Linked DNA regions of Mus musculus: regions 2 and 3 are each linked to region 1. The links are chromatin loops, found by intact Hi-C in ENCODE. Cell type or tissue: heart. All regions are shown on one strand.

What was found. Peaks named below come from ENCODE experiments on the same cell type or tissue, not always from the same donor. Only the 100,000 strongest peaks of a DNase experiment are listed, where the experiment ranks them.
Region 2: a loop joins it to region 1, with 4 times the contacts of the local background. A loop is called at or near these places in 4 of 42 quality-filtered maps.
Region 3: it touches region 1 in a loop (4-fold over the local background); 2 of 42 quality-filtered maps call a loop at or near these places.

Annotation. Positions count from the first base shown.
Region 1 is chr7:25,235,676-25,243,675 of GRCm38, reverse strand. It overlaps Gsk3a (glycogen synthase kinase 3 alpha), which reads left to right and starts at 5,825. Exons shown (of 11, transcript NM_001031667.1): 1 at 5,825-6,298; 2 at 7,936-8,000. The coding sequence starts at 6,016. It overlaps Erf (Ets2 repressor factor), which reads left to right. Exons shown (of 4, transcript NM_010155.3): 4 at 1-1,116. In heart, CTCF peaks have their summits at 2,440 and 4,268; DNase peaks (open chromatin) are centred at 4,275, 5,195, 5,315, 5,875 and 3 weaker places; H3K4me3 peaks cover 4,274 bases; H3K27ac peaks cover 4,169 bases.
Region 2 is chr7:25,328,799-25,336,798 of GRCm38, reverse strand. It overlaps Megf8 (multiple EGF-like-domains 8), which reads right to left. Exons shown (of 41, transcript NM_001160400.1): 5 at 7,959-8,000; 6 at 6,523-6,938; 7 at 5,968-6,113; 8 at 5,663-5,785; 9 at 2,887-3,041; 10 at 2,551-2,670; 11 at 2,089-2,233; 12 at 1,844-2,007. Among named protein-coding and RNA genes, the nearest start is that of Megf8, 16 kb to the right of the region's middle. In heart, a CTCF peak has its summit at 3,014 (motif pointing right); a DNase peak (open chromatin) is centred at 3,018.
Region 3 is chr7:24,971,079-24,979,078 of GRCm38, reverse strand. Rabac1 (Rab acceptor 1 (prenylated)) reads left to right here and starts at 6,351. Exons shown (of 5, transcript NM_010261.2): 1 at 6,351-6,552; 2 at 6,765-6,977; 3 at 7,221-7,318. The coding sequence starts at 6,497. Atp1a3 (ATPase, Na+/K+ transporting, alpha 3 polypeptide) reads left to right here. Exons shown (of 23, transcript NM_001290469.1): 22 at 74-165; 23 at 503-912. The coding sequence ends at 531. In heart, CTCF peaks have their summits at 3,635 (motif pointing right), 6,399 (motif pointing left), 7,443 and 7,643 (motif pointing right); DNase peaks (open chromatin) are centred at 3,747, 6,368, 7,018, 7,638 and 1 weaker place; H3K4me3 peaks cover 2,029 bases; H3K27ac peaks cover 1,287 bases.

The DNA of each region.
Region 1 (8,000 bases):
TGTGGGGGGTGGTGGGGTGGGAGGCAGAGGAAGGTGAGGGGTGCCGCCTGTGGGCCACAAATCTCTACAAGTGCCTGTTCCCTACACCACCCAGTACTGGTCCAGTCCCTTCACGCCCACCCCCTGCTGCTCCTAGGTCTGGCCCATGGGCAGGTGGGTCAGGGGACAGGAAGGGGGGGTTGTCTCTCAAAACCAAACTGGAAGCCCCTCTCTGCCTCCTAGCTGGGGCCCCAGGGGTGGCCTGGAGGGCTGCGGTCAAGCCTTATTCTGTATTGGGAATGGAGGGTGGGGTGGGACGTGAGGGGGCTGCTGGAGAATGTATTCAAAACAATAAAACTTTGGACCTTTGCATGTGGTAATTTATCCTAGGTGCTGGGCGCAGCCACAGTATCAACAGAGACTTGGCTTAATTCTGGACAGGTCTAGACACCTGCTTCCCATCTGTGGCCAGAAGGCCTGACTCCACCTGAACAGGTCAACTAGGCCTGGGGAGTTATTGGCCTACTTTGAGATGTCACAAGCCTCAGAGCTGATGATTAAGGTTTCTGGCTTTCCGTAGTCTTGTCTTTCCTTGACTGGTTCCTTATCATCCCATCTGCCTCTAGGACCCTTAACAAGGCCCTGCTGTTCCTGGTTCTCCTACCTGAATTGCTTTTGCCCTCCAGCTCTGACTGCTAAGCCACACCCCCATCGGTTCCCCAGGGAAGGAAGGGTCCCGTATTTTGAATCCTCCCCATCTTACTCCAATGTACTCGGAGGAGGCTTTAGTGGTCCACACCTGTAATCCCACCAGCACTTGAGGTAGGAAGTTCAAAGTTAAGGCCAGGACCATGTGAAAGGGAGGTGTGCGATGTTAGCCTTCTGCTTGGGATCCTTTGACCGGGAGGCCTGTAGTGTCCTGAAGTGCAGCCCTTGGGCTGGAGAGACGCTCGGCTCTGTGTTCAAGGGTGCTTCTGCTCTTCGGAGAACCTCCGTCTGTTGCAGAGTACCTCATGTGGGGTGGCTCGTGACAGCTCACAGCTTCAGTTCCAGGGGAGGCAGCTTCTGGCAACCACTCAGAATTGGCATAGAGTCACTCAGATATATGCATTAATAAAGATCTTTTTAAGAAATTTACACAGATGCATATGAATGTTTGGTCTATATGCATGTCCGTGCACCTGCATCCGAGATGGTGAGAAAGGGGCGTCAGATGCTCCGGAAGGACAGAAAGATAGTTGTGAACTGCCGTGTGGGTGCTAGGGACCGACCCTAGGTCATCTGCAAGAGCAGCAAGCTCTCTTAACCACCAAGCCGTCTTGCCAGCCCGAATAAATAAAACTATTTTTTTTTTTTTTTTTGGTTTTTCGAGACCCGGTTTCTCTGTATATCCCTGGCTGGCCTGGAGCTCACTTTGTAGACCAGGCTGACCTCGAACTCAGAGATCTGCCTGCCTCTGCCTCCTGAGTGCTGGGATTAAAGGCGTGCGCCACCACTGCTCTGCTTATAAAACCAAATCTTAAAGAAACCTTGGAAAGTAATCGGTCATCCTTGTCCCACCAGCTCACCTCCTGCACGCACCCCCCACCCCCAAGCAGATTTTAAGAGGGATTTGTTGACTGACCTGACCTGCTGTGTGCCAAGTGTTTAAGCATTTCAGTTTCTCCTTTCCTTTTTTTTTTTTTTTTTAATATTTTTTTTTCTGGGATGGTTTCTCTGTGTAGCCCTGGCTGTCCTGGAACTTCTGTTGAGCAGGCTGGCCTCCAACTCAGATCCACCTGCCTCTGCCTCCTGGGATTAAAAACCCTGTGCACTCTCGAACACAGACACACACACATCCCAGCTCAGGCCCCACCGCAGCACATTTTAGTTCTTTAAGCATTCAGCAACAAAGGGCTTCATTAAACTTGCCTGTAGACCTAGAATTGAGCTATTCGACAAAGTAGCGCTTAATCTAATGTCTTAACAACAGCTGGATTCTCCAGTGGAAAGCCAGTTGGAGTCCAGATCGAGGGATCTGGGGTCTTAGAATTTGGTTGATGAGGAGCCTATAGAGCTAAGAAACCAGGAGCTTTCAGTGCTGAGTCTTTGAGGAGATAAAACAATCAGGAAGAGGCCGGGCTCTGGGTGCTTTAGGATGCCGGCCCCACCTGGGCAGTGCAGGTGTGATGCCCTAGGCCCTGAAAGGGGAAAGGGGCTCCCTCAAGGCCATAGGTTGCTAAGAGATAAGAGTGGGAATTGAGAACTCTGGGCCTGTTGGACTGGCTTCACTATAAAACTCCACCTTGTGCAGCCCTGAGGGAGAAGGAACCTTGAACTGGCTACCCATCTCTGCACTTCTACTTCAGCATGTGTCAGTCAGCCCTGGAGTGAGTGGGCTCTCCAGCCTGATGCTGACCAGGACCGGGAAGACTGGCAGGAAACAGGCTCTTGTGGCAGCTTGTGGGCAACTGCTCCCTCTCCTGGGTGATGTAAGCCATTCCCTGGGGTGGGAACCACTGGGTTATTTCTGGAAGTTGGGATGAGACATATCTCCTGGCAACATAGATGCAGCTGAGTTGCTAGTGGGGTGATGCAGAAAGGCGGATGTTGTCATTGCAAGAAAGAAGCAGGACTGGCTAGTGGTCTCAGCAGCAACACTCAGAATCGTCTTTTTTTTTTTTTTTAAGGCAGGGTACCTCCGTGTAGCCCTGGCCATCATGGAATTCACACAAGGAGATCAGGCGGGCCTCCAACTCACAGAGATTTGCCTGCCCCTGCCTGCTGGGATCAAAGGCATGCACAGCCATTGCTGGGCCTTCAAAGCACTTCTAATCACATGGCTCCTAAGAGTTCAGCTTCAGATCCCCTCCAGAGGACAGGCCATGATCTAATCAAACTTGTTGTCCCAGATTCCGGTTGTGTGGGACGTCACAGGTGATTTTTGGCCTTAAGAACAGCAGCTCCTCCAGTCTCTAATCGCCCACCGGAATCCATTTAGAGGTCTGGAACATTTCCTGCAAAAAGATGCCCTGAACTTAGTGTGGTGGCACGTGTCTTTGCCCTCAGTACTGGGAAGTCTTAGTTGGATTGCTGCTAGTTTGAGTCTAGCCTTGTTACAAGGAACAAGACCCCATTTCTTCCTCCTCTCCCTCCTCCTCCTCGCTGCTGCTCTTCCATTTTGGTCATTTAGGACAGGGTTTCTCTATGTAGCCTTGGGACTCTATAGACCAACCTAGCTTTGAACTCAGAGATCTGCCTGCCTCTACCTCCTAAGTATTAGAACTAAAGGTGTGCACTAAGACCTTATTTCTTTTTTATTGTTGATGTGGTTTAAGAATATTTATTTTATGTACACCATAGCAGTCTTCAGACTCACCAGAAGAGGAAATAAGATCTCATTACAGATGGTAGTGAGCTACCATGTGGATGCTGGGAATTGAACTCAGGACCTCTGGAAGAGCAGAAGGTGCTCTTAACCACTGAGCCATCTCTCTAGCCCCTAAGACCCTATTTCAAAAGAGAACAGAGGGCTAGGGATGTAGCTCAGTTTGTAGAGTGCTTGCTTAGCACACACAATTCTCATCACCAGAAAACTGTCTTGGCAACACTAGTCTGTAACCCAAGCACAGTACAGGCAGGAAGATGTCTTCAGCTTCATAGTGAATTTGAGGGCACCCCGGGCTACATGCGACCCTGTCTCGAAAGAAACAAAAACAAGACATTTGTCCCTGAGATCTTTGCTTCCAACCAGAAAGTCCTCCATACACCTTTCACGACTTTTACAAATGAATTCATTCCAATTAAAATCCCATTTGTAATAGCCCTCCTCCAAAGTATCTCCATGGCTCTCGAGGCCAACGTCTCTTCCTTGTGTTTCTTAGCCATTCCTCATTCATGGCAGCCCAGAGGTTTTCCCTCACACCTTTCATAAGTTTCCCTTGAGAGTTCTCTATAATTCCCCAAACAATTGTTTTACATTGCTTATATCAAAGTCTTTAATCTCTTCATGGACCCCCATCAACTCCTCCAAACATCTTTAGAACCTGCTTAGACACTTGGAAACATCTTACAGATCTTTGAATTTGCTCTCCAGTGCCGCACAGATCTCAATGCCAAGAACGGTCCCCTGGGCAGGTTCCACGAGTTCTGGCGGTTAAATAATGTGTTCTATCCTGCTACATAGCCTAGTGAGATTCTTTGATCCTATACCTAGGGGCTTGACTTCACTTTTCAACTGGGAGCAGCCGTCAGAGGGCGGCAGCCACCATGCGACTGTGTTACTCCAGAAACTCCCTCTACAGTCGAGCGTGAAGCGTCTGCAGGCTTTGCGAAGAGGGCGGAAGTACCCGTGCGTTGCCTTCTGGATAACGTAGTCTTTAGAAGCGCTAGCAGTACCTTCTGTCTCCATTCCGTGTCCACTGAGAATTGCAATAGGGAAATGACTGAGCAGACAGTACTGTAGGCTTCAGAAAAGCCCCAACAATTAGGACGAACACAGGCTGCGAGTAAAGTAGAGCACAGACTCCGTTTCTGAGGCACGAGAGCTGACAGCATTTTGACCTCTGTCTCTGCGCCCCCCCCCCAGCCCCCAGTTTCCTACTTTGGTGCGACTTTTCCCGGGTATTAATTGATTAACAGGAGACTCGACATACTCAAGAAAGCTGAAACTCCTTCGTGTAGTCGGCTCCCTTCATTCAGATTATCTAGAATCCTGTAATCTAGGAAGAGGATAGACGCAAAAAATTGGGGGTTCAGGACAGAAATTCTCTCTTTTTTTAAATCCTGCAGCTCATCTTCTTGGTCCTAACCATATTGCTAGGGAAAAAGGTAGACTATCGGAAAACAAATGTTCTGAGGCATAGTCGGGACTGTTTACTGTACTAAATCCGTTGAGAATGTAAGGAGACGTTATTCTCTTCTCTATATGTGGTTGCTTGGGACTACTTTTTCTAGCACTCACTTATCGGTTTAGGTCTTAGACCTAGGGATCAGAGAAGACATTGTAACACATTATAGTCTCCCTTGGGAACAATTGTCCTTAACCTTTCACCTACACTCTCAGCCACAGTACTCCCTTTGGACTACAGCTCCCACGAAGCCCCAGAGCCTAGCTTCACGAAGAGTCAGAGTCTACTGTGGATTATTCCCAGCATGCTTCTGGTTGCTGGTAGCTCTCATCAGCCTCGTCAATGGTGAGGCAATATTGAACTTCATTTCCCAGAAGACACCAGGCTCATTGAAGCGACGCGCATAACTCTTGGTGTCGACTACATTTCCCGGAAGGAACTGCGACGCTGCTAGCTGGCCTGAGAGAGCGCGATGCCTATTCTACTTCCTATCAGTTCCTTCCAGTTACAGTATCTACTTAAGGTTTGAGGAGCATCTGAGACTTCATTTCCTATAGTGCTTTATCAACCATTCTACACCTGCAATGCGGTGAGGGCGTGGTGATGACTCCATTTCCCAGTGTGCTTCACAGCCAGAGTACTAAGTATTCACGGGTGCGGACTCGATTTCCCAGAATGCACGCGGTGCAGGAAGTCACCGATGGCCCACAGATTGGGTGGGTGGCTGGACTCCATTTCCCGGCGTGCATCATTCTTGGATGCTGCTCAGTATTGGAGTGGCTAAGATTTCGTTTCTGAGATACTCTAAGGGACTTGCTTTTTCCTCTGTGTAGTGAGTGTGTGGCTCTGACTGTGTTTTTCAAAGTGCTTCCAAGTTAGCTTTTGGCAGAGTCGGGTGACATTAGCCAGGACTCTATTTCCCGGTGTGCAGCGCGAGCCGTCACACCCCGCCCCCAGCAGTCAGCTACTCTGAGGGTTTGAGAACTCCATTTCCCAGAGTGCTGTGCGGGTCGAGGGTGGTGACAACGAAGCCGACGGCAGAGGGACTTCATCTCCCGGCGTGCCCCGCGGCGGGCGCTGGGCCGGAGCCGGAGCCCGAACGGCGCGGCCTGGAAGAGGCCGGAGCCCAGGGGAGGCGGCGGCAGAGGCAGCGGCGGGGGCAGCCCAGGCAGCCCGAGCCCCGCGGCCTGGGCCTGCGCTCGGCGCCATGAGCGGCGGCGGGCCTTCGGGAGGCGGCCCTGGGGGCTCGGGCCGGGCGCGGACCAGCTCGTTCGCGGAGCCAGGAGGCGGAGGCGGAGGTGGTGGCGGCGGCCCCGGGGGCTCGGCCTCTGGCCCAGGAGGCACTGGCGGCGGGAAAGCGTCAGTCGGGGCTATGGGTGGGGGCGTGGGAGCCTCGAGCTCCGGGGGTGGCCCCAGCGGCAGCGGCGGAGGAGGCAGCGGTGGCCCCGGCGCGGGCACTAGCTTCCCGCCGCCGGGAGTGAAGCTGGGCCGTGAGTACTTAGGGGCGCCCTGTGGGGTGGTGATCTGGGTTTCCCAAGCGCATCAAACGGCAACCAGATTCTTTCATGTACCCAGAGAGAAGCTCGAGGTCACCGTGCTGCTTTAAGCCAGGATCGGAGCTTTCTGTCTCCGAGATAAAGGAGTTTGAGGGTTTACCATCACTTGGAGTTTAGATTCAGAATTACCAACACCCAAGAAACAGAGGTCACAGGTCCTATTCTTCCAGTTATCAAGGTCTCGAGTACTTGACGACGTTGCCATCCACAGGAGACTAGGATCAGAGGTCATAGTTACTTGCCAATTTGATCTAGGATTGTTGTCCCCTAAGAGACAAGAATATGATTTCTGTCACTATCCTGTATGAAAAGGGGGCTATTCGTTTCCTTCCCATCAAAATTGGTGATTTGGATAGGATATCCTTTAGAAACACCGATTCAGAATTATTAATGTTTCCACAGAAAAGGGCCAGGTTTAAACCATACGGCCTGACATTATCACCTAACCCACTGAAAACGTTTAGACTTGTAGTCAGTCCTCGATGATGGCAGTAAATAATCACTATTGTTTATAGATAAGAATAGCTTGGGAATAAACACAGGCTTCTAAGAAAGCTCATTGTCAGTTTTCTTTTAAAACAAGGTGAGGGAGCAGGGTTCTTTAGCAAAAATGGAGTGGGGGGGCACAGGTCACACCTCTTATAAAATATGGTTTTGAAGTGGCTGGTACTGGCTCTGAAAAAATAAATAGCCATGTGGTAGTATTTTTCAAAATATCCCTCACTGTCCCCCTTGCAAATTGCCTTTGTTGGTAAGTTTCCTAAAGGGAGTGGGTCCCTAAGAGTGGCAACTAGGCTTGCTGCTACTCAGAGACAGGGAATTGGAAACCAAAGCTTTCCTTCAAAGGCATCAGGCTGGGATATGCCTTCAGCAGTTGTGGAGTTGAGCAGCTCCATTCTCAGGCTAGGTACTACTCTGGAGCACACAGAGGCCAGACCAGTGCCCATAACAATGTAGAGTAGTTGGTAAGAGTAACAGACCCCCAACCCTCCAGTCCTTATCCCCAAGTGAGGGCCAGGGCAATGGCTCTTCAGACCAGCTTGTTTCTGTTACTTAGGACCTCTGCCAGGAAGGATTTAGAAGTCAGTGCTCTGGCTGTGAGGATTGACAGTGTTTTTTTTTGAGGAAGGAACACCCCCGTAGTTTCTGCTCCTTTGTGTGGAAGGTGGTACCTTGTACCTGCCCTGCAAAAGGGAAGAAAGGCTGGGTAGCCTGGTGTGGCTGGATTCTACACCTGAGGTGTTGGTGGCCCCCACCAAGTGATTTCACTGCTACTTGCTAGAAGTAGAAATTTGTAGGTGCTTTATCCACCAGTGGAAAGTAAGCTTGAATGTTGGTGTACTGCTATATGGAAGACAGAATTCAAGGTTTCCTGGAGGAAGCGCTAGGACATAACTTCTCCCCATTCTTAGGCATTGAACCCAAGGTATTGGCCTTATGTGTGCCAGACAGTTATTCTACCACAGAATAATCACTGTCCTGTCCCTACAGTGAACTGAGCAGCTTTCCCTCCCTGGGCTGTGGTGGCTAGAGAGGAAAGATCAGTGGATTGTATTCCCTTTGTTCCTTAGGTGACAGCGGGAAGGTGACCACAGTGGTAGCCACTGTAGGCCAAGGCCCAGAGCGTTCCCAAGAA
Region 2 (8,000 bases), 93 kb before region 1:
AGGGCAGGATGGTACAGGCGCAGAGGCTTGTAACTCAGGAGATAGAAAAAGACACGTCAGCCGGGCGTGGTGGCACACGCCTTTAATCCCAGCACTTGGGAGGCAGAGGCAGGTGGATTTCTGAGTTCGAGGCCAGCCTGGTCTACAGAGTGAGTTCCAGGACAGCCAGGGCTACACAGAGAAACCCTGTCTCGAAAAAGAAAGAAAGAAAGAAAGAAAGAAAGAAAGAAAGAAAGAAAGAAAGAAAGAAAGAAAGAAAGAAAGAAAGGAAGGAAGGAAGGAAGGAAGGAAGGAAGGAAAAGGAAAGGAAAGGAAAGGAAAGGAAAGGAAAGGAAAGGAAAGGAAAGGAAAGGAAAGGAAAGGAAAGGAAAGAAAAGAAAAGAAAAGAAAAGAAAAGAAAAGAAAAGAAAAGAAAAGAGGCACATCAGGAATTTAGGGCCAGTCTCGGCTGCATAGCAAGTTCGAGGCCTGCCTCGACTCTGAGAAAATTTGTTTCAGAGAGACAAGAGGGGCACAGTATCAGTTACCCAGGAGGCAGACAAGAGAGGATCACTTGAGCCTAGGCTATCAGCACCAGTCTCAAAAACAATACCAGCAAAAGCGCTTCCTACATTCTGTCACCCAGAAGCATGCTTGGATATATGGAGAAAGAGTAGACTAGGCATGGTACACATGCCGTCAATACCAGTACTGAAGGGGCCAGGGGGAGGAGGAGGCAGGAGGGTTGCCAAGTTTACTGTGCCCATGAACTTGACTGTCCACCTGACAAGATACGTATGAGCAGGTATGTGAGGGAATCACTCGACTGAGTGAGCCGAGGTGGAAATGTGAGTGGTACCAGCATAAAGCCAGGAAAGCAAGCTGAGCACCAGGATTCACCTCTCTGCTTCCTGGCTGCCTTACACTCCAGCCGCCATGCCTTCTCCACCGTGGTGCAATGAAGCTCTTTGGACTTTTTGTTTTGTTTCTGAGACGGAGTCTCACTCTGGTACAGGGTAACTTGGATTTCAAGAGTCTCCTCTCCTGCCCTAGCGTCCCGAGCGCTGGGATCACAGAGGTGTTCTACCACATCCAGCTTGAAGTCTATTTCCAAATGCACAGCACGAAGAAGCCCTGAAGACACTGTACTAAGTCAAAGAAGCTGGACATCGTAGGCAGATGTCCTGACGCCATCAAATGCCCACAGCTGCAAAATCCGTGGCCAAGTTCAGGGAAGAGGAAGATGGGGGCAATTGGTAAATAAATCTAGACTTGATTTAGAAATGGCAAAAATATTGTCCTACTTTGTTTTGTTTTGAGAAAAGGTTTGTCTATATAGCTCTGGGTGTCTTGGAACCCACTGTGTAGACCAGGCTGGCCTCAAACTCACAGAGATCCACCTGCCTCTGACTGCCAAGGGTTGTGATTAAAGGTGTGTGCCACTATGCCCAGCTTGTTCTACAACCTTTTGATTTTATGTGTTATTTCACCAAGATTTTAAAAAAATTCTTTTGTAGGGCCTCATGGCATGGGATTACCATTTTGCCTACACGGGGAGGCCAGGGAGAAAGATAACTGTGAGGTCTGTTTCGAATAGACTGGGTTCTAGACAAGCATGGGCAACCTTAGGAGACCTCTGTCTCAAAGTAAGTAAAAGAACCCTGTTAGAAAACTCAGCAGTTGAGCGTGCCTGAAGACTCCCAGTGAGGGCTAGGGTGCGGCTCGGCTTCGGGGCAGGGAGAACAAACATGCACAAAAGCCCCGGGTTCCATCCCAGTACTGTCCCCAAGAAAGACTCATTTGAAAAGAAGCAACCCTAGGTCTCTAAGTGTCCACTCCATCCCCAGGTCCATCTGGCCCCCACCTTGTCAGGCTGAGAGGCGTTGGGTGGCTGCTGGAAGGTGAGCAGGTGCAGGCCAGGGAGGAAGCTCTGGGTGACACAAGCCTCCAGGGAAGTGACGAAGACGGGTGCTGGCCCCCACCAGCCCACGGTGCCTGAGATCTGCTCCCCTCGGCAGCGGGCCTGCTCTGAGAGGACAGGGGTATGGGAGACTGGAGGGTCAGTATGAGGTATTCTGAGCCCCTCCCCCATGGCTGCTCGACACTCACCAGGCCGAGGAAGGCAGCTCTCATTGTGCACACACCAACCTAGGGCGCCAGGTCCCCGGGGAGGAGCTGTGGGGCTGCTGAAGGCCAGGCATGCTTGGCAGTCACTTAGCAGGCGGCCTAGGCCCAGGCAGCTGGCCGCTGGACACTGTAAGGAAGAGACAATATACACTGTCCTCTGAGCCTCAGGAGATCCAACAAGAGCTGTGGCTACACGGTCTGGGGAGAGGCAGCCTAGTGGCCATCAGGAAACAGCAGGGTTGGTCTACAGGAACTCAAGAACAAGGGTTCGGGGATGCAGGGACAGGGTCCTAAACTCGGGTGCTAGGAGAGGTACAGGCTCTGGGTTGGGGACAGTCAGGAGGCAGGAATGAGGATCTTGGGTAGCTGACCACTTAGGCAGGGGGAGTTAAAGGCAGGTCTCTGTGCTAGTGGATGGATGAATGGCCTGGGGTAGCCACTCACAGCTCCTGAGGGAGTCCCAGGAGGGGGCGCAGCTTGGCAAGCGCCCTGACACCAGCTGCATTCCGGGTCTCGGGAGCAGACACTGTGGTCTGTGTACATGGAACAATAGTCCAGGTGGTACTGCAGAGACACGGAACACAGGAGAGGACACTGCTCTCAAGACCTGGAGTATCTGCCAAGGCTGGCTCCCCATGACTGCTCCAGTTAACCCCACCCCACTCCTCCCTCAGGCCTGGAGAACCTCGTACTCTGCCCACTTCTCTCCAAGCACCCCTCATTTGCAGAGACTGCTGCCTCCACCCACAGTCACTCCCTCCCCATCACCCCAATGCTCACATCTAGGGCAGGTGCCTGAAACACGAAGGGGGGCACCTTGTAGGCCATCAAGTCCCCACGAGGCCGGCCACTATATCCCCCAGCCACCAGCAGGACACTGCCACCAAGAACAGCTGCCACATGTGAGTAACGGCCACTAGGAGGCGCCGCTCGACCTAGAAGACAGTCACAGCATCAGACATTCCCCAGCTCCTGCCCTCCTGGCTCCTGCCCTTGCCCCAGTCTAGCCGGCTTATTGCTGCTTTAGCTCCTACCTAGCCAAGGAAATCCTACTGGCCTGCCTGGCTCTGCGCTTGCGTTATTTTCTCAATTCTCTCAGAGGCCCAGTGCCCCTGCTCAAAATGATCTTTGTGACAGACACAGATTCAAATCATATATCAGTTATGAGCTGCTGTATGGTTTTGGGCAGGAGACTCAACTTTGCCAAGTCTTGGTTTCTTTGCTTTAAACTGAACCATCCCAGAGAGAGGTGGGAGGGGAGGGAGGAAGGGGGCTAAGGAGAGGGGAAAGGAGCGAGAGAGAGGACCTCAATCTATAACCACAGGCTGGTCTCAAATTCAGGCCCTCTGAGAATGTGAAGTGAGTAGATACGATTCAACAGTAGTTGGTGACATCTATAAAAGGTAAGCAATAGGCCAGCGAGCTGGTCCGTCATACAAAAGCACCTGCCACCAAGTCTGACAGCCCAAGGTCAATCCCTGGAATCCACATGGTAGAAGGAGAGAACTGACTCCTGCAGGTTGTTGGGCTCTCCACACTCTCTGGCTTGTACCCATGTGCACAGACACACACTCTCTGGCTTGGGTCCATGTGCACAGACACACACTCTCTGGCTTGGGTCCATGTGCACAGGCACACACACACTCTGGCTTGGGCCCATGTGCACAGGCACACACTCTCTGGCTTGGGTCCATGTGCACAGGCACACACACTCTGGCTTGGGCCCATGTGCACAGACACACACTCTCTGGCTTGGGTCCATGTGCACAGGCACACACACTCTGGCTTGGGCCCCTGTGCACAGGCACACACACACTCTGGCTTGGGCCCATGTGCACAGGCACACACACACTCTGGCTTGTACCCATGTGCACAGGCACACACACACACTCTGGCTTGGGCCCATGTGCACAGGCACACACACACTCTGGCTTGTACCCATGTGCACAGACACACATACTCTGGCTTGTACCCATGTGCACAGGCACACATACTCTGGCTTGTACCCATGTGCACAGACAGCACACACACTGGCTTTGGCCCATGAGCACAGGCACACACACACTCTGGCTTGTACCCATGTGCACAGACACACATACTCTGGCTTGTACCCATGTGCACAGACACACATACTCTGGCTTGTACCCATGTGCACAGACACACATACTCTGGCTTGTACCCATGTGCACAGACACACACACTCTGGCTTGGGCCCATGTGCACAGGCACACACACTCTGGCTTGGGCCTACATGCACAGGCACACACAAAATAAGACAAACAGAAAGTGACAAACAAGTAGGAGGGGCCCAGATGGGAACTGGGGAAAGAAGTAGCCAAGGCTGTCCATACCAAGTACTTAGATCCAACCCAGCCTGGTACTTTCACTAAAAGCAAACCAAGAAACCCCCCTTTCTGGTTATAAAAAGTGAATCATGGCTTCTCTGACTTCCTACTGACCCCTATACTTTGTAAGCACATGGGTCTTAGCCCAAGAAATTGGAAATTTGTACATGTGTATGTACGCATGTATTTTTGCAATGCTAAAGATCTAGTCCAAGGCCTTACACATGCCAGGCAAGTGCCACCAGTGAGCCACGCCCCCAGCCCCTCTCTGGTAGATTATAAGCAAGGGCTTGACCACTAAGCCATGCTCCTGCCCTTTTGTTGGGCTTTGAGACAGAGTCATTGCATATAGTCCTGTCTAGATGCAGACTCTATATCCTGCTTCTGCTTATAGTCTTGGGAACATAGTGTGTATACCATGCCTGTCAAAAAAATTGCAGTCTTTTCTCATTTACTTTACTATTGTATGTGTGTGGTGTATGGTATATGCTGTATACAGCCACGTGTACGCATGCAGAGGCCAAAGGAGGAGACTCTCCATTTCAGATGGTTGTGAGCCACCAGGTGGTTGCTGGGAATTGAACTCAGGACCTCTGGAAGAGCAGCCCGTGCTCTTAACCACAGAGCCATCTCTCCAGCCCTTGGTTCTACCTCTTGTCACTATGCCATGAAGTCACTGCTTCTTAGGGCAGCTGCAAACTGGCAAGCTTCCAACAGAACCAAGGTTCTGGGGCTGCAAAGGTGGCTCTGTTGATAAAGTGCTTACCTCACAGCATTAGGGCTGGAGTTCCATACCTAGCACTGTCAGAGGAATGCCAGGCAATCCCAGCACTGGAGACGTGGGGCCAGGGGAAGCGTTGGGTTCACTGGCCAGCCAGACTAGCCTAGCTGGTGAGAGGCCCTGACTCAGAGAGGGTGGACAGTATTCCTGAGGCTAATACCTGAGGTTGTCCTCTGGCTCCCACATGTGCACGCTGCACACATGCACACACGCACACACACATTCACACACATGTGCATTTAAAAATAAAAAGTAAAACCCATGTTCAGTGCCCTACATCTGCTTGCTGGTCCCCCACCTTGTCCTCACCGAGGCTTGTCTCCAGAGGTCATTCCAACAGGATGCCTGGCCCACCAAGGTAATGACTGAGGCATCTCCTGCTAAAACTCAGAGATCTTCAAAAGCCCTCAGGAAAACAGAGGAGACTCACCCTCAGGGGTTCCTGGCGGGGCAAGCTCAGCCCCTGACACCCACTGGTGGCAGCCAAGGTGGTAGAAGAAGATGCCATCTTCGTAACACTTTTCCTCCTGGTAATGCGTATGCACATTGCCCCCTGGGAAAAGAGGAAAGGGCACCGCTGGCAAGCCTCAGGAGAGGGAGGAGACCCAGGCTGAGTCTCATCTCTGGGTGGGCTCAGGCAAGCCTTGGGGGAGGTAGGGTTGTCCAGGCTCAGTTTCAGCTCAGGGTGGGCTCAGGCCCCTGGAATTCAGACAGGATCTAGGGAAATCACCTCACCATAGACCACCATGTAGTTTCCTAGAACACTGGCAGTGTGGAAGGCTCTCTCCCGTGGACCCTGGAGCCCATCCCGGCCCTTCAGCGTGGTCCACACACGCCGTTCCACGTGGAAGAGCTCAGTGGAATTCACCCGCACAGAAAACCTACAGGGAAGAGACAGGCCAGGGGCCCAGGGCGAGGAGGGCCTTCCTTCTCTCCCCTAGCTTCACCCAGGATTGAGACCGGCCATGACCATGTCTATATCCCATCCTGACTAGACATTCACTGTGGGCAGGAACCAGGTCTGAGCAGGGTCTGGCATCTTGCATAATCTGGCAAGAGCTGGAGGACGGTGGAAGTGTGGGGGAAGTGACTAGTCAGAGCCCCAGTAAGGGATCAGAGAGCGCTAGGCTCCTCGGGTGAGGGAATAGATAAATATTAGACAAAGTGAAGACTTAGATAAACAAATGGTCCATGGCAGAGGTAACCACCTGAAACCAGGAGTCTGTCAATGAGCAAAGACTTCTAGGGCTGCTGTGGCCAAGGAACAGGAGTACAGGACGTGTTACTCACCGGGCAGTGGAAGGCCGGTGTCCACCATGGACCAGCAGAGTACGAGATGGGGCATGGAACACCATAGAGTGCCCAGTGGCAGCAGGGGGCCGCCCACCTGCCGGGATCACCTGCTCCCAATAGCCCCTGCTGGTGTGGTCCAGGCGGAACCGGAAGAGGCCAGAAGAAAAGAGGTCATGCTGAGTGCGGCCACCGGACACATAAAGCCAGATGTCATCCACCAGAGCAGCTGCATGGCCTGCCAGCCCCGGGGGCCCAGAAGAACTGGAAGCAGGTGGTGCCAGGAGCTCCCAGTGGCCTCCACCCAGGGGGCTAAAGGCCCACACATCATTGGTTAGCAAGCCATTGGCCAGCTCACCACCCATCAGCACCAGCAAGCCAGCCCAGGCCACGGCCACATGAGAATGACGGGCAGCCTGTGGGGAAGAGACAAGGAGAAAGATAGTGACACACTGGAAAGGACCAGAGCAGAGAGATACAAAGTCAGAAAAGCAGATATGCAGAGAGGGAATAGAAGACAAGCCTGGGGACGTGTGGACCTGGAGTTCCAGGACTTGAGAAGAAGAGACAGAGGCAGGAGGATCAGGAGTTCAAGGCCAGCCTGGGCCATGTAGTGAACTTGAGATCAGATTAAGCTATGTGAGACCCTGCTTCAAGCAGACAAAAAAAAAAAAAAAAAAGGAGGAAATAAAGAACAAACAGACAGAAAGCCAGGTCTGGTGGTATGTGCCATTCTAATCTCAACACTTGGGAGGCAGGAAGACTGCCATGAGTTCAAGCCAGCCTAGGCTATAGACTAAGATCCATATTAGCCTAAGTCCTAACTCAAAATAAAAGAAAAAAGGAAGGAAGGAAGGAAGGAAGGAAGGAAGGAAGGAAGGATGGACAGACGGACAGACGTGAGACATGAGAATAAAAACAGAGACAGTGACACAGAGAAACACAGTGAGAGAGTGAGGGACAGGAAGACAGAAATGGAAGGGAACAAGAGAAACAACCGGAGGGATGGAGGCCAAGCTATCAGTCAAAGAAAAGAGGAGACATACAAACTGGGTATGGTAGGACATGTCTACAAGACAGCACAGAAGAAGCAGGGAAATCAGGAGCTCAAAGCCACCCTGGGCTGTCTTGAGACCCTGTCTGATAAAAAAAATGGAAGGGAGGGAGGGAGGGAGGGAGGGAGGGAGGGAGGGAGGGAGGGAGTCTGGAGAAGGGGAGGGAAGGAAAGAGAAGAAGGGACAAGAAGAAGGGACAAGTGGGGAGAGAGAAGGACAAGAGAAGGAAAGATGGGAGTGTGGGCAAGAAGAAGAATCTCAGAATGAGCACAGAGACAGGGAGAAGCAGGTGTCCAGATGCACTTATCCAGTCTGGGGGTGTCAGGGTGTTGGGGGTCGTGAGTGGGCAGGACCGCAGCCAGAGCAGAGGAGGGTCCATACCGGAGCAGGCGTCAGGTCCCAGGACTCCCAGGTGTTCGTGGA
Region 3 (8,000 bases), 260 kb after region 1:
CTGGCCATCTGGTCTACCTGCAGACAGTCAGTATTTGTTCCTCATGTCCCCTCTTCCTCTTTTGCCTCTGCAGGCCCAGCTGGTGGTTCTGTGCCTTCCCCTACAGTTTCCTCATCTTCGTCTATGATGAGATTCGCAAACTCATCCTGCGCAGGAACCCCGGGGGTGAGGGCCGCATGGCCAGGGGTAAAGGCTGGGAGGGGAAGCAGAGGGTGAGCACTCCCTGTGCCTCTCAGATGTGTCCGTTCTTCTTTCTCTTCCCTCTCTCCCCGCCTTGCCTTTCACTCTCTTTCCAAGTGCGACTGTGTGTCTGAAAATAGGTTCTCCTTATGTAGCTCAGGCTGCCCTTGAGCTCATGTCCCTGAGTTTCTCAGTGCTGGGATGACAGGCCTGCCACCACACCTTGTGTTTGTGTCAATGTTTCTTTCTGTGTCCCTGTCTCTTGCTCATATGGCTCTCGTGTCTGCCTTCCTCTCACTTTGACTCTCTTCTGTCATTCCAGGTTGGGTGGAGAAAGAGACCTACTATTGACCTCAGCCACCACCACGTCGCCCGTGTCTTCCCTACCCCAAGCCCAGGACAGCCCTCTCCGGTCCCCCCATTTTGTACTCTGGGGGGAGGGGCCTTCTCTCCCCATGGCCCCCCTCTCTCCTTGTGGCCCAGCCTCCTCTCCCACACCTCGATTACCTCCCACGTTCCCTCACTTCTTCCTCTGGCTGGCTTCTCTCCCCCCACAGCCCCTGCCTCTCTTCTCCCTCTCTCTTCTGTGTCTCTCCCCCTCTCTCCCTTGCAACTCTGCCTCTCATTTCCTCCCTGGGCTCTTTTTTACTCCCCTGGGCCCCGTCTCCTGGCGTATGCCATCTCCGGTTCTAATTCTGAACAATTATCAAATATATCAGTGGGGAGAGAAAAGATGTGTGTGTGTTATGCTTGCCAGCCAGCGCTGTGGGTAGATGGGGTGCCCTCTGCCAGTGCCTGATGTTGGGTGACTCACATGAGCCCAGTTTAGCTAGTTGTGATGCCACAAAATCTTAGGAGGTACAGAGTCATGGGTTTTGGGTTCTAAGGAGTTAGACTTCTCAACCCTGTTAGATTATGGACAGGGAAAGAGGAGGCAAGGACTGGATGGTAGAATGTTCTTGTCTTGTGGAAAGGGGCCCTGAGGGAGTCCACAGCCTGATGGTGGTGTTGAGAACTGAAGCACTCCTAAGCATAGTCCTAACACTCATCAGTGTGAGGGGCAGGGAGGGAAGTAACTCGTTGATGGCCAGAGCTATGGGGAAGGTGACAAATCTGGACTCTGCACTGAGACCATCCCAGCTCTGATTCACTGTGCTCATCTCTGTCACTGAGGTCAACCCTCATGCCTTCACACCATCAAGTGCACGAGAAGAACAATAAACTTTGGGGATGGAGAAATGGCTCAGTGCTCTTGCCCAGGCCCCAGGTTCAGTTCCCAGCACCCACGTGGTGGCTTACAATGATCTGTGACTCCAGTTCCAGGGGAGCTGATGCCCTTCTCTGGCTGCTGCAGGCAGCAGGCATGCAAGCAGAGCACAGAAATACATGCAAACAAAATACACATGCACATGAAATAAAATTAAGCCAGGCATGGTTAAAGGTCCATCCTTTAATTCTAGCAGACAGGTGAATCTATGAGTTTGCAGCCAGCCTAGTATTCATAACAGGTTTTAGGTCATCTATGAGACCTCATAGTGAGACCATGTCTCAAAACATATATTTTTTTAATTTAAAATTTAAAAGAAAAAAAATTAAAGTGTGTGTTCCAGTGTACATCAGTAATACCAAAACTGGAGAAGTGAAGAAGGTGACTACAGATACTCCGAACCACACCCCTACCTCTTTTTTAATGGATTCTAGGTAGGAGCACTACCACTGAACCATGCCCCAGCCCCTCCCTGGGGGATTCTAGGCAGGGGCTCTACCACTGAGCCACGCCCCCAGCCCCTCCCTGGGGGATTCTAGGCAGGGGCTCTACCACTGAGCCACACCCCAGCCCCTCACTGGGGGATTCTAGGCAGGGGCTCTACCACTGAGCCACACCCCCAGCCCCTCACTGGGGGATTCTAGGCAGGGGCTCTACCACTGAGCCACGCCCCCAGTCCCTCACTGGGGGATTCTAGGCAGGGGCTCTACCACTGAGCCACGCCCCTCACTGGGGGATTCTAGGCAGGGGCTCTACCACTGAGCCACGCCCCTCACTGGGGGATTCTAGGCAGGGGCTCTACCACTGAGCCACGCCCCTCACTGGGGGATTCTAGGCAGGTGTACCTGCTCTTGAACTTCATACAAATGAACTTTAAAGCATATGCTTTCATGCTTAGGACTCTGTGTTAGATGGGAATCTCCACAATGCCATGTGCATTATCTCTGTTCCGACTCTAACCACATTTTGTTTTGTTTTGTTTTGAATTGGGTCTTCTGATGATCCACGTTTGAATTGTGTCCGTGTTGGGGCTGCTGCTTATAGGAAGAAATAGCCAGTCATCTTTTTATGATTTATTCTCTTTTGTTTATTTGAGGCAGGGTGTTCATATATAATTCTTACTGGCCTCAAGTTCATGGCAATCCTCCTGTCTCAGCTTCCTAAGCATAAGATACCAAACCTGCTTTTGGGTTGTTTTGGAGGGGTGTTGGGGGTTTGTTGTTCTTTTGTTTGTTTTTTGACTTTCTGAAACAGGGTTTCTCTGGATAACACTGGCTGTCCTTAAAGACTTTTTTTTTTCCTCTTTCTTAAAGATGTATTTGTTTGTTTTATTTATTAAGTACATTGTAGATGTCTTCAGATACACCAGAAGAGGGCATCAGATCCCATTACAGATGGATCCCATTGCCACCTTGTGGTTGCTGGGACTTGAACTCAGGACCTCTGGAAGAGCAGTCAGCATTCTTTTTTTTTTTTTTTTAATATTTATTTATGTATTATATGTAAGTACACTGTAGCTGTCTTCAGACACACCAGAAGAGGGCATCAGATTTCATTACAGATGGTTATGAGCCACCATGTGGTTGCTGGGATTTGAACTCATGACCTTTGGAAGAGCAGTCGGCGCTCTTAACCGCTGAGCCATCTCTCCAGCCCAGCAGTCAGCATTCTTAACTGCTGAGCCATCTCCCTAGCTGTCCTTAAATTTACAGAGATATGACCGCCTCTGCCTCCTGAGCTGGGATTAAAGGAGTGTGCCACCACCACCTGGCCCTCGGTGTTGTTTTGTTTGTTTTTAAAGATAAGTTTTCTCTGCGTAGCCCTGGCTGTCTTGGAACTCACTCTGTAGACCAGGCTGACCTTGAACTCAGAGATCTGCCTGCCTCTGCCTCCAGAGTGCGTGGATTAAAGGACTGCACCACTATCTCCATGGCATGGTTTTCAGGGTTGATTTTTTTTTTTAATTTAATTTTTTTAAGTAGGGTCTTGCAATGTAGACCATGCAGGCCTCATATTTTCAGTGATCTTCATATATCTCCTTCTCAAGTGTTAGGTTTACAGGCATATACCACCACTGGCATTCTTTGGCTGTTTAATTTTAATAGAAACCCAGAACCTAATTTCAAAGCATACATTGGGCATTTTGTATCCAACGGTGGAGGAAAAGCCCCATCTATTCCACTTCACTGCCACTAGGTGGCAGCAGCAATCCTTTTAATTTAACCATTGGACAGTTAAACCCCTTCCCTGGAGTTGAGCCTCCCAGCATGCCGGTTGAAGGAGGGCACTGGGCCGGTCAGCCTCCCAGCGCAGGGATCTAGGTCTGTGGCAAAGATGCTGTGGGCGTCTATGAGTGAGTGTGTCCCATGCCAACACACCAGAGCCAAACTGATTGTTATAGTTAGAGTTTCCATTGCTGTGAAGTGACACCATGACCGAGGCAACTCTTATAAGGACAACATCTAATTGGAGTTGGCTTACAGGTTTTGAGATTCAGTCCAGTATCATCACGGCAGGGAACATGGCAGCATGCAGGCAGACACGGTGCTAGGGAAGGAGCTGAGGGTTGTGTTTGCATCTTGATCTGACTGCATCCGGGAGAGATTATCTCCCATTGCCCACCCCCACACTATACACTTCCTCCAACAAGGCCACACCTCCTAATAGTGCCACCCTCTGGGCCAAGCATATGCATTCAAACCACCACACTGCTGCTGTGTGGTGCATATGCCTTTAAGCCCAGTTTCCCAGAGGTGGTGGCTGAAGGATAGGAGTTTGGAGGCCAGCTTGGGGCTACATAGTAAGACCCTAACACCACACACCCTGTGCCTCTGTGTGTGCATGTGTGCATGCCTGCATGCCTGCAAGTCCCCCTTTTCTCAAAACCATGATAAATAATATAAAGCTTTTAAAATAATCAAATGCTTGGGGGTGTGGCTCTGGTGCAGACTACTTGCCTACAAAAGCTCTGGGTTTGTTCTGAGCCCTGCATAAATAAGGTGACAAGATGCCTGTGATCCTTTCGTTGTTATTGTTTGTTTGTTTGTTTCTTTTTAAGACAAGGTTTCACTGTGTAGCCTTAGCTGTCCTGAAGCTCACTTTGTAGACCACACTGGTCGTGAACTCACAGAGATCCAACTGCTTCTGCCTCCTGAGTACTGGGATTAAAGACATGTGCCACCAACCCCTGGCCACATCTGTGATCCTACAGAATTCTTGGACTAGGAACAAAAATCAGAAGTTCAAGATCATACTATCCTTGCCTACAGAGCCATGGTAGAGAAAGAAAAAATAATAAAGCTGGCCATTTTCTAGCGGTGACCACCTGTAATCCCACCAGGTGGGAGGCAGAGAGGGGAGGATCAGCCATTCAGGGTTGGAGCACTTGGGGCTCTTTGTACTGTGACCTCTGGTGATCTCAGGACAAGACGATCCTGGGAGGGAGGAGTTGCATGGGCCAAGACCTCTCCTGGGACACCCACATACTCTGCTTCAATCACCTAGCACCAGGAAGGAGCATCCGCTTTGACAGAGGGACTCAGCACAGGACAGAAGTGGGGGAGGCCCCTTGAAGTCATGCAGCCGGCATTATGATCAAGGTCTCGAGTTCCTGTTAATATCTTCTGGCTTTTTCCCAGTGCCACTTGCTCTGGGAAGCACAGGAAAGAGCTCAGAGCCAAGTCCCATCTCCCACAGCCTTCTCGGATGTCTCCTACTACCTACTGACTCAAAACCCATCTAACGTGAGCCTCCTCCCTCAGGAACCTGAAAGTACCCCCTGCCTCATCACATCTCTACCTCAGGGTCCTCGCTTCCACTGTCCCAAAGGACTCCTTTCCCAGCTTCCAGACACCTATCCTAAAAATCCCAGTATTCAAATTTCTTACATTCTTTGAATTAGTTTGCCACTTTCTGCAACAGTGTTGCCTCTGGATCCCACTGCCTTCTCCACTGCCTTCTCCCGAAGCCCCGACTCCCACCAGGGCAGCAGAGACTTGAGGGTCATGAAATAGAAAGAATTTGCTTAGTCCTCTTAAAGAAACTGAATTGGTTCCCATAGCAGTCAAACCCAGCTGACTTTTGCCGCCAAACTGGTTTCCAAGGTTCTCTGTCTTTTCCAGTACTCTGGCCTTGTGGTGTCCCTCTTTAGTCTTTAGGCTAACTGTACATTTGCAGTCCTCCACTGATCTGAAGCAATGCTGGACCCCAAGTGGGAAACCCAGACACAATTTCCTGCTGAGTGGCCCATACTGAAATCCCAACCCGGAGGAGTTCCGTTCCCAGCACCCATGATTTCTAGACAGCTCATAATTGCCTGTAACTCCAGTTCCAGGAGCTCTAAAACCCTCTTCTGGTGGCACACACGCATAAACATATAAAAGTAAATCTTTTCTTTTAAAATGCAAACATTTATTTTTAAATCATGTGTATCTGAGTGTGGGTATGTGCACATGAGTATGTCTGATTGGCTAGAGCTGGAGTTTCGGGCAGTTGTGAAGCACTGGGTGTGGATGCTGGGAACCAAGCTATGATCCTTTGAAAGAGAAACAAGTAAGCCATCTCTCCTGTCTCACTTTCAAAGTAAATACTTTTAGGAAAGAAAAAGTAAATGAACTCTTTCCCAGACTTGCCCAGTTAGAATCAGAATATCTGAGTTTTCGAACAATGTTTTATTAAGCTCTCTCGAGCCAGAACGACAGCTCTGCACGGTCCACGGAAGTACGTTTCTGCCATTCGAACTCCCACAAAATCCTCTGTCCTGACAGTCCACCTGCTGTAGTCCACGCTGAGCCTCCTGAAACTACAATTCCCACAATGCCTAGAGGCTCCCGACGAGCTCTTAGCATACATCTCCCAAGATGTCTTGCGAGGCAAACCTGCCTCTTGACGCCACGATGACTACAACACCCACAATGCTTGGAGGAACAACTACCGCCCTCTAGAGCTCCCAACGACGCCACTTCCAAAGAGTCCCGGCTGGGGTGGGGCCGCCTAGGTGCTGCTGGGCTCCGGGCTATTTACAGCGGTTCTATCCACTGCAGTGCAGACATGGCGGCCCAGAAGGACCAGCAGAAGGATGCCGAAGGGGAAGGGCTGAGCGCCACGTGAGCAAGCAGGGTGTTACCCCCAGATCCGAGATGCAGGAGTCCCTCATCTCCTCAGAGGTCCTGGGAGGGACTCAGTCCTGTTGGCTCCCTCTCAGGACCCTTCCTCCTAGGGGTTCAAGGTCATGCTTGGGACCAGGTGTGCTAGAATCTGGGGTCCAGATTCTACCCTCTCCCTCCCTTCAGCTGCTCTGCTCTGCCCTGCCCATTAGGACCCTGCTGCCCAAGCTGATTCCATCCGGCGCAGGCCGAGAGTGGCTGGAGCGGCGCCGGGCGACCATCCGGCCCTGGGGCACCTTCGTGGACCAGCAACGTTTCTCGCGACCCCGCAATGTGGGAGAGCTTTGCCAGCGCCTGGTACGCAACGTGGAGTATTATCAAAGCAACTACGTGTTCGTGTTTCTCGGCCTCATCCTGTACTGCGTGTGAGTGCCTCTGCGGCCCCGCCCTCGATAGTCAGACCCCGCCCCCGGCTGCCAGGCCCCGCCCAGACCAGTTAGCCCACTTTGTCACTACAGGACCCGGTCAGTCTGTACTCCTGCATTCACCTGACCAGGATGTGGCCTTCGCTGGCCTAGAAGGACGTAACCTCAGTCTGTGTCCAAAGCTAGAGGGGCCTGGCTGACGCAGCCTCGGATACCTAACTCCTGTCTCCCACACTCTTCCAGGGTGACATCTCCCATGCTGCTGGTGGCTCTGGCTGTCTTCTTTGGCGCCTGTTACATTCTCTATCTGCGCACGTTGCAGTCTAAGCTTGTACTCTTTGGTAAGAAATCTCCTGCCCAAATGGCTCCTCGGGCCTTTCTGATCGTGGTCTCACGGAATGCAAACTTCCGAATAGTTGGGACCCAAGACGGCCCCCACCGAGCTGTCCACTAGAGTCACTTAACTTGGTCTTTAAGGGCTTAGACCCACCAGGTGCTCCCCTCCAGTCTCAGCTTCCCAAACCCAGAGAGACCCCAAAGCCCTGGCACCTCTGTCTCTTGTAAATGACTTAATCCAATTCCACTCAACCCCCCCCCCCCCCCCCCACGGAACGCATCAGCTGCAGATACCCACACTGCACACCAGGTGGCGACCTCATGCAGGCCTAGATCCGTGTTCCTTCCCAAGTCTTGGCCCTGATGATTCTCAGAGGGGAAGGCTGAGATCTGTAAGTCCGGTGGCCCCAGACTGTCACCAGGACCACTGGAAAGAAAGGTGTCAGGGAAGACCCAATGAGGGGAATCCAAAAGTTTCCGAGGAGACTTAAAATAAGTCTTTCATAGCCCAGCAAGCTTAAGGACCAAACAAAGATAGGCTGTGGCAAAGAAATAGACTGAAGCAGGTCAGAACTTGGCTTCTGCAGGTAGTGGTCACTAGGACATACACACTTTTCAGGCATAGGAGAGCGTGGGGCGGGGGTGGAGGAAATTAATATATATGTACTAGGGTTTAAAGAGTGTGTT